Linked DNA regions of Homo sapiens: region 2 is linked to region 1. Evidence: chromatin loops called from intact Hi-C (ENCODE). Cell type or tissue: prostate gland. All regions are shown on one strand.

The links. Hi-C counts contacts between places; a loop is a spot of excess contacts. Peaks named below come from ENCODE experiments on the same cell type or tissue, not always from the same donor. Only the 100,000 strongest peaks of a DNase experiment are listed, where the experiment ranks them.
Region 2: a loop joins it to region 1, with 4 times the contacts of the local background. A loop is called at or near these places in 3 of 110 quality-filtered maps.

The regions. Positions count from the first base shown.
Region 1 is chrX:74,921,522-74,926,521 of GRCh38, forward strand. It overlaps NEXMIF (neurite extension and migration factor), which reads right to left and starts at 3,931. Exons shown (of 4, transcript NM_001008537.3): 1 at 3,362-3,931. RefSeq lists an enhancer at 1,505-1,564 and a silencer at 2,810-2,969. In prostate gland, no CTCF peak of the experiment used is centred here; DNase peaks (open chromatin) are centred at 3,090, 3,480 and 3,870; H3K4me3 peaks cover 2,136 bases; H3K27ac peaks cover 1,792 bases.
Region 2 is chrX:75,520,320-75,525,319 of GRCh38, forward strand. ZDHHC15 (zDHHC palmitoyltransferase 15) reads right to left here and starts at 2,718. Exons shown (of 12, transcript NM_144969.3): 1 at 2,570-2,718. The coding sequence starts at 2,705. LOC107985664 (a long non-coding RNA gene) reads left to right here and starts at 2,808. Exons shown (of 5, transcript XR_007068273.1): 1 at 2,808-3,335. RefSeq lists an enhancer at 2,931-3,010. In prostate gland, no CTCF peak of the experiment used is centred here; DNase peaks (open chromatin) are centred at 2,902 and 3,312; H3K4me3 peaks cover 1,457 bases; H3K27ac peaks cover 1,338 bases.

The DNA.
Region 1 (5,000 bases):
GTTTTTGTTTTTCTAATTCTTATGGGTACGTAGTAGGTGTATATATTCTTTGTTTTGTTTTCAAGCAGCCCTGGAGAAGTGCCATAGAGAACGTAACAAGTGCTTTGTGTCTGACCCTATGACCTTGGGTTTGAAAAGGTGCTCTGGTGGAGAAACTGTCCATTAGGGAGCTGGTGGCCAACTTTTCAGAGGAAGTAAAAGAAAAAAAAAATGAATAATGTCCAAACCAAAAATCTCTTAAGATGGGAAAAACAAGGAAGCCAAATGACCTACTCCTTAGTCAATCATTCCCCTTCCCTTTCATCCACTTTGGCCCTTTTCTCCTTTTGCTTACTCCTACCGGGAACACTTATATATGTGCCATCAGATAAAAGATTAAAGATAATGTAACAGTCGAATGCCATTTAGAATCTATTTTTCTCCCCTTACTAAGGGATATACAGAAGAAAAAATATTATTTACTAGAACTGGATTTAGGAACAGAGAAACTGCAACCAATGCTTCTCTGGATAGGCCAGTCCTTCTCCTATGCAAATACACTATGGTGGTCCGTGAGACGAGGACCTCCATAGTGACCGTGTCCAGGATCCATGAACCCATCTTTGTGTGCTCCAACACTTAGCACTTTTCTCATCTTCTCCCACCTCCTAAACACAGGCAACACCACCTCACCTTTAGTTCTCTCTGCTCACCAGGTAGCTTACAGGTAACCAGAAGATTGTGGAAAAAAGAAAAAGAGGGAAAAGGGACAGACTTGAAGTAAAACAGAAAGTGGCAGTACTGCAGTTGTTTGACTTTGGCAACAGGGTGTTATGGGTGTGTGTGTGTGTGTGTGTGTGTGTGTGTGTGAAAAAGCACTGATGCATCAAAGATTTATTCACTGAACAGGTTGATTTATTTAACAGACTTGACATATGTCAAATTCTGCCATGTACTTACATAATTGTTACCAATTTATCAGAGCTGTTATTTAGGCAAATATTTGCTTTAAAAATATTTTCCTTTAAATGACTTTCTCTAGCTTACTGCACAATCAATCCGTGGTTCATTTAAATTATGTTATGTTAACAATAGCTATTTGGTGAAGGTCTCTCAAATCTAATCTTCCCGGAGCCATTTCATCTCTACTCAAACTCTATCCCTCTTTTTTCCTAGTAATAAATTTCTGGCTAAAATCACACCATAGGGAAAACTTTAAATATATGTACAATGTATTTTTATGTCATGGTATTTTACACTTACGATTTACAAAAAAAAGCAGTTTATCAGTATATTGTTAAAATCACAGATCTGAATGCTGTTAACCTTAAAAACTGTCTAAAAGGAAAAAAGCATGTGTTTTTGTATGAGTTTATGTCTGGGGGGGCCAGTTGGGACAGCCAGGTAGAGAATTCATCAGAATAAGAGAAAGTAAATAGAGAAATTTCAAGTCTTACAAATTTTGTTCAATCACCCTACCCCATGTGCACCAAAAAATTATATTTTTTTAACTAGCATGCATGCAATCTATCTAGATTTTCGGGGAGGTGAAATATTGGAAAGTATTTCTAAGAGACAAAAATGTCTAATCACTAGCCACCAGGGCTAGTTTCAGTTCCTCTATTGTAAATACGCTATTTGCAAAAACAAGAAGCTCATTTTTGACCTCCCAGGTTACGCAGTGTGGGGACTATGAAAGACATGGAGGAAGAAAGGGAAATACCACCACCACACAGTAAATTTTTGACCTAGTAAGCAAATACGTTTTTGTTGTTACTGCTGGGTAAAATGTATGTCTTCCAGAAATTAGACACTGTAATAAAAATGTACCAGCCCAAATTTAAATTGCTCACTAGACAGATGGTTAATTATATTCACAGCCACATATTTCACTGGGATAGAGTTTCAGACACTCAGCCAGTTTTATTTGATTAGCCGGTTTCCCAGTTAATATGTAAAATGACAGTTACTTAGGACTTTTTTGTTCCCTTCTAAAAATATTTTTTCAATAAGTGTAAATTCTCCTCAGCCATAAGAACGTCACTGCTGTAAATAAAACGTTTGGTCATATGTTACCTCATGTGTAAAAGATGTAAGGGAGATTCACCCCTCCAAAACACAAATGGTCGTAAGGAGTTCAGAGAAGACCATTACAGCACCTTTTCTCACCAAGCAAAATATTCCAGGAACTCCTCCACCAAAAACAACCAAGGATATATTCAAATCCCGGGATTAAAGTGCTTTAGACATTTTTAAAAACAGCCCTGCCAGCCCTACAACACAAATCATGTCTTTTCAGATAACAGTCTAGAAAATGCAACATTAGAAAAAGGCCACATATCTAAATGTAGTGCTGTGCACAGCATTCAACAATATGCTGGGAGCCAAGATCCAGAAGCAAAATATGAGACCCACTTATTCCAAAATGCAACCAGAAGCTTGATAAAAATCAAGAGTGCTGTTGTCGAAATGGGGATGCCAATTTTTTTTTAACTTCGAAAAAGACAGAAAACCTTGCGCGGGTGATTCGGTCCCTCACGAATCAGACAGACAGAAGCAGTCATGCTGAAATCGCTGAATTCCTCAGCGGAACGGCGCCAACTCAGCAGCGCGGTTTCCACACTTTCCCGGAGCGGGACTCCGCTCCCCGCGCCGGCTCACGGCCTTCCCGCCCTACAGGGTGTACAAGACGCGAGCCGACGTGTGCTGCGGGGCGCGGCAGAGAGAAGCGCCAGAAGCCACACAGAAAAGCGTCAATTCGACCGCCACCGAGAGCGCGAAGGGGCCACAAGCCAATTTCCGCAAAGGAGATGAGCTGGGCGAGGCTCGGTCTGGCCTCCAACTTAAACCTGTCCGCAGCCTCGGCCGAGTGGCGCGTGTCCTGGGGGCGCTCTGTGGTCGCCACGGCCGCCCGGCTTCGCACCTTTGCGGCTTTGGTCCGAGCGCCCGGCCTCGGCCGCCGCGTGGGTTTTCCCGCTCTCGCCGAAGCGTGCCATGCCCATGCCCCATTCCCTGGCCAGGCTCTACCCTGCACCAGTCCGAAAGGAGGCGGCACTCTGCCGAGCTGCGTGCGTGTAAGCGCGGCGGCTCCGGTCCGCTCGCTTCCCCTCCCCCCGCAACCCCCTTCCTACGGCGCAAGCACAGAGGCCTTTCCTAGATTGCAGTGCCTGTCAGGGCGAGCCGGGATCTCTCGCCCTAGCGGCCTCGCTCCCTCATACACAGACACACACATTCGCATACAGACGTCCTCCGTTCCGTTTTCCCTTCCTTCTCGTCTAGCTCGACTTACCCCAGTTCATTCCACCCCCTGCGGCCGCCACCCCGAGCCAGCCGGGGAGCCGGCGAGAAGGCCAGGAAGCTGTATGGCAGCGCTCCTACTCACCTCACAGGCCGACTCCCGAGGCGCACGTCGCTGGCGGGCTCAGGCAGCAGGCGCTGTAGCTAGCGCGGTCGCAGTCAAGGCTGGGCTGTCGCCGTCGCCGCAGCTGTTCGAGCTGCCTTAGCCGCCACCGCCGCTGCTACTGCTGCCGCCGCCGCCGCCGCCTCTGCCTCAGCTCCATACGCTGGGCCCGCCAGGTGGACGCGCCTCTCTCCTCGCTCGCTCCCTCAGGCTCCGCCGCCGCCGCGCTAGATGGAGTCAGAGCTGTCGGGCTCTGGCCCTGAAACTCAGAGCCTCCGCGGCTGCCCGGCTGCTCCAAGGGTCCGTGCTTCGCTTACACTGTCGCTCGCCCCGGCTGGAGCTACCTAGCGAGCGGGCTGCGCGCTCGGCGCCTGGAGCCCGCTCTGTGCGGTGGCTGCGGCCGTCCGCGAGAGGGAGAGAGGAGGGCGGCTGCTACTGTCGCTATAGCTGTTAAAGCTATTGCTAAATGCTGCTACTGCCGCTAATGCTACTGCTGTGGCGGCGGTGGTGGCGGCGGCGGCTGCTGCTGCTGCTGCTGATGCTACTGGTTTTCCTTCCCAGGTTCTTCCCCTGCCTCGTCCCCCCTCCTCCCCCTTCCTCCTCCTCCTCCTACTCCTCCTCCTCCTTCTCTTCCTCCTCCCTCTTCTCCTCCCTCTGCCGCTTTTCTCAGAGCCTCTGCAGGCACTGCCTGGTCCCCTCTTCTCCCGGAGCTGTCTCTGCCCATTCAGAAAGGTGCCCAGAGTGGGGCCGCCTCTGCTGCCACCATCGCTGTTGCCCCTGCCATTGTTTCCTCCAACACGGCTGTTCTTGCTGGACGCCTTCCCCCCTCTACCCTTCTTCCCCACCACAGCTCTCCCTTTCCCTCCCGCTCTCCTTACCCTCTCTATGGTCCCTTCCTTATGTGCCCCCCCAACTCTGTCCGTCTGTCCTTCCCTCCCCTCGGGCGCCCGGGAGCGCGCACTGCGCGGCCACCTGTCATAAAGGGCGCGCACCCCCCTTCCCCATTCCCACCCCGCCCCCCACTCGCGTTCCTGCTGCCCTTCCAGTCCACTACGCCAGTGGTGCGTTCTTCCCCTGGCAGACACGCAACCGGACACCACTCTCCCATGCCTTTTAGGGCAGTTGTGTGTGCGGAGAGGGGCACTCTGAAGTTTGGGGAAGAATATTTGAATGGTTTCATCCACCAAGCATCTAACCATTCAACCTTTACCTACTCTTAACTTAAGGGCCTGGGCCCCCAGGAAGGTGGGTCCTTTTTGAAGGGTTGGATGAAGGCAGACAATTGGGGAGTGACGTTTGGGGAATAAAGGAAAGAAGGGAAGCTGAATATGGCCAGGAAGGAAAACAGATCTGCCTGATGGCTGTCATTGAAAAATCTCTTAGGTGGTCATTTTCCTTCAGACGTCCTGGGAACTCAACAGGAAACAGCAAAACGATTGGAGAGCAACTCAGGAGGGACCATTTAGTACTTCTGGAGTCCTGGGTGCAAGGTTGAGGCCTGAGCCTCGGGAGATTTGTCACCACTAGGAGCCAAGGCAAGAGATGAAAAGGTTGGTACTAGAACAGAAGGGGTAAAAGTAGCTACTTTGTGTGCACTTGCTCCAACATCATTGCCAAAGCA
Region 2 (5,000 bases), 600 kb after region 1:
ACTTGGTCTTTACCTTGGTTTGCTCATCTGTGCCTCAGTTTACACATTTGTACAATGGAAACAGTAATGGTACCTGCCTCATATAGTTATTGTGATGATTAAATGAATTAATATATAGTTAATCTATCTACAGAACTTAGAACATTTTCTGGCACAGAGTAAGCAATACATAAGTGTTAGTCATTATCATCATTAATTTTTAAAATATATCTTGGTGAAGCTCATATGAGTCAATACTGAAAAACTCCAAAATAAGTTGTTTACAATATGGCATTGATCCTAGGAGCAATGTCCATACCATAATAATGGTGCTGAACTTTTGACCCTTCAATCAATCATTCAAAAAGCCAAAGTAGTAAGGTCTGAGAATAGAAAAGCTTCCCAGTCATTGCATAGTCTACTTAATGCATCCCAATACTGGATTGAGATACAAAAGAAAACTAGGCTAACTTGTATCTATGAAGGCAACTAATGACATTTATTTTAAGAGCTCTTTCTGCATTTTCCATAATATCTCTAAGGAAGAGGTAAAAAAAATTCCAATTGTGATTCAGAGAGGTAATTAGAATTAGAATATAGGAAATTATAGAATTAGAATATAGAAAGTTCTATATTGGAAAAGAGGATCATCTCCTGCCTCCCTAGTTTATCCCAGTCTACCTGGGGTAGACTATTGCTTTGCAAATATGTAACAGAAGAAAATTACAAATGGAGTCAGGTCCCGGAGTTCAAAAAAGCAGCATCCTTACCATCATTTTTAAGGTGAGAAGAGTTTGGTATGAAAAAATAAAGAAGTCTCAGAAGGACTTGGGAGTGAGGGGATGTCCAATGGGTCAGGAGTCCTACTGTGAGAGGAGTATAAACATATTGGAGCCCCAAACTAGATGAATAGGGAACATTGTAGGCCACAAGTTTAAGGGTGCTGGCGATGGAATTACAGTGTCGAAGTGACAAGACTGACAAGTATTAGTGGAATCTCTTTTGAGAGGAGACAGGGATTCTTCAATGTGAGAAGACAGGGACAAGGGGAGATTTTACTGTGAGAAAAGCAGGGACCCTATTGTAACAAGACAGGATATAATATGAAAACGCCATTGTGAGTTGATGAGAGCATTGCAAGGCCAATAATAATAAGAATGGGGAACGGGGGGAATTAAAGTGGAAAGTGGGAATAATATAAGGGAGAGACTTGGGGTTTGTGTCGGGAAATATTGTAGAATTCTGAGTTTGAATGCACAAGCTATACTGTGAGAACCATTTTGCAAATAAGGAGGATATAGAGTGCTCCTTAGTGTGACAGGACAGGGTAAAAAAAGATCATAGAATTATAAAAGGGGTAGTCTAATGAGAGGGAATGAGAAATGATATGCCCATTGGGAGGAGTAGAAAATATTAGAAACCCCAGTAAGAAAGAATGGGGTTTCCCCAGTTTGAGAAGATGGGACAAGTGCAATCCAATGAGAAGTAAGAAGAAATAATAATAAGAAATCCCAAAGGAAGTGGATGGCAGAATGTGGGGCTAAAAGTGAAAGAACACTGTGGGAGGTGGGGAGTGGGTTTCCTAAAAAAGATAACGAGGAATAATGATTAGAAAAGTAGCGGCCCTTTGATGGAATAGGAGATAAATTACGGAAACCCTTGTGGGAGGGTAAAAGAGGTGACTCTAGTGGGAGAAGGCACTATCATCATGTGACAATAGCAGGGTCACCAGTATAAGGTGTCAGAAAATAATGTGGGGCTCCTAATGGGAAGGAGTCGAATGCTCCTCAAAGCAAGAAGGCAGGAGACTGGAGGGAACTCCAGTATAATATAATCAGGGCCTCTCATGTGAGAGAGGATGTATTATAGAATACCAATCCCATTAAAGAAAATGATTAAATGGGGGGAGCCCACAGGGAAAGAGAATGGAGGGCTTACCACTGTGTGAAAACGGAAGATCTTAATGGAGTAGAATAGGGTGCACTGTGGGATCACAAGTGGACAAAGATATGAAGCACTTCAGCCAGTGTGAGAGGATCACGGGAAAACGATAGATTCCAGTGTGTGAAAAAGGAGAGCTAGTAAGAGAGTAGAGGAAATATTTTGGAACTCTCAGTAGGAAATCCCTAGTAGGAAATCCTAGTAGGATTCTAGTAGGAGGGAAAATGGTGGGGCTCCTAGTTGGATGCATTGGTGAGATTCCTAGTGTGAGCAAACAGTTTAAAGACACAGGGTATGTTGTTTCCTCAACTTGGTACAGTAGGGGCTCCCAGAAGGAGAGCACAAGGTGCAGATGGTTGCCCTGTATGAGAAAAGGGAGCCCTCGTGGGAAGAGCCAGGACATTATTGTGGGTAGGGCAAAGAAATAAGAAACCCTAGGTGGGAGACGATGGAGACACGGCGGGACCCTGGTGGGAGGGCGCAGGAAATATTGTGGGAAGCCAGAGGCTGGGGACAAGGAACTCTCCAGGGAGAGAAAGGAAAACCGCAGAGAGAAGGCTTGAGAACACAAGGGACACCAGTGTGAAGGTAGGGCAAACGATTATATTGGAGTATAATTTCCCCACCTTAGGTGCCCAGCCCCACTTACCCAGGCAGAGTTCAAAGACGTAGGCATAGTAGGACCAGAGCACGACGAGGACAATAACGAGCACTGGCACCCAGGACAGTACCCGGCGGCAGCACCGCAGCCCCCCAGACAGAGCCATCTTCCAGCCTCGCCGCATCTTTGGCTCGAAGATCGACCAAGCAGGCCTGCTGGCGCCGGGTCGGAACCGCTAGGGTGGCGGCTGCGAGGCTGGAAGGCGCGCTGTGCGGCACTCCACTGTCTAGCCTGGCGGGAACCCTCTCGCGGAGCCTTCGCCACCTGTGGGGCTGCGCTGCTGAGTGCGCCCTGCCTGGCACAACAGGCTTGAGTCACGGCGTTGAGGAACTAGCCATGTTGGAGCGGAAGGGTGATCCGTCAGGCAGTCGGAGCTAGCACGCTCAGAGGGAGTGCAGTCCCTCCCCTTTCTGCCTCCTCCCCACCCTGTTTCAAGGCTGGATGCAGGGCTAGACCTCCGCAAAATCGTGAAGCCGAAGAAATTTGGGTCCGCCCATCTGCTCTTACTGCACTGCGTCCGCCCTCTTTGTTTCTGTCTCAGTCTCTCTGTCTCCCTTCGTTCTCTTTCTCTCCCCCTGCTACCCCCCCCCACAGTTACACACACACACACACACACACACACACACACACACACACACACGCAGTGTGAAAGATGCGAGCCATAGCATCTCGTAACATGAAGGCCATCCAGCTCCATCCTCCCACTGCTGCTTGAACAATATGCTTAACACGTAGTGCCGCAGTCGCTGCTTGGGTAAGTCCTTTGACAGGGCACTCCCTCCTTCCCTTTTCCCTCCCCGCAGAATCAGCTTAGTATGTTTTTAGAACAAACACATTGGTATAAAAAAACAAATGAGGGAGACTGATTCTGAGAGGGGTCAGGGAAAGCTACAAAGGTAGCGATATTTAAGCTGAGCTATATTAATAAATTCAGGTTTTCCAGGCAGATGAGAGGAGGAGGACCTTTTAGACAGAGGAAACAGCATTTACAAAGTCATAGAGTAATGAAAGTCCAAAAATGTTCCAGGAGCAGCTAGTGTGGCTTGAAGAGTGTTTGTGAAGAAGAGAGGCTAAGAATGAGACTGGGAGTATGAGGCCATGGTGTGAAGGCTCTTATATGTCCTAGCATGGCATGGGGACATAATCATGTAAAGCAGATTATGAAGAGCCATCAAAGGTTTGGGGGAAATGGAGTGACATCAGGGATATGTTTTTGTGAAATAACTGGCAGGATTTTGGAAAGGAAGATGGCCTTGAAGTAGGAAGATCAATTAGGAGGTAATTTAATTCAACAAATGTTTTTGGAGTGGTTGCTTCCTGTTAGATCAACTTTGGTACAAAAAGAATGACAAAATAGTGGGCCTGACCCCAAGAAGCTCATGTTCTCATTGGGGCTGTAGTTGTTCATTGACACAAGTACAATAATAGAAGTACAGCAGGCTCTTGGCATTTATGGATTTGACACTCACTGTTTTTCCCAAAGGTCTTTTACATGGAGAAATTTGTGATTTTGCTGAGATGCATGTGTGATTCACATTCTGTGTGACTACTGTGTGGGAGCAAGTGTCTCTACGAGGTTGATCTCTGTTCTTTATTTATGGTTATATATGCAGTAAATTACCTGAAGTGATAAAAGATTTATTGTTTCTTTTCAGATTAAGCTAATTTTATGGTTGATGTTACTAAATTCATGATGCAATGAAATGCAGAGTTCATTTTAGTTACAATATTTAGTAGCCTAGTTAATTATTTGAGCCCTAAGTTTCTGACATGTATACTTAAATTTTCCAATATTCATAATTCGGGGCTTGTGGAACATGTATATTGGGATTGTCAAGGGTATACTATTTAAACCAAGTAGCCTTGAGGAGGCAATGATTAAGTGTGAAAGGGAAAGTCCCAGTTGGGTTTTGAATAATGACTAGGATTTCACCAGGAAGATAAGAGATGGGAGCAGGATTTAAGGGAGGAGGGGATTCCAGGCAAAAGGAAATATGTAGTGGCAAATGTATGCGAAACAGCACAACATACTTGGGGGACTGCAAGTAGCCCGCTTTTGCTGGAAGATATTAACAGTACTCTAACCAAGAGATGGTAAGAGCCTAGGCCTAAGCCAGGCTATGAAGGGAAGGAGAGGAGGGGAAAGATGTAATAGTGTTTGGGGAAATCAACAGAATTTGTCAACCAGTTGGCAGGTGAGGAGTGAGATAAGTTAAAGCTAACAGCCAGATTTCTAACTTCAATGCCTGAATGAACAATGTTGCCAATCACTATGATAGGGGCTATTGTGAGAAGAGCAGAGTTCGTGGGGGAAGTTGATAACTTTCACGTTTTGACATGATTAATTTTGCCTAAGTCTTCCTCTTCTAAGGTAGCCCGATCACTAATCAAATAGTCTGGGGCCGGGGGGCTTATGACA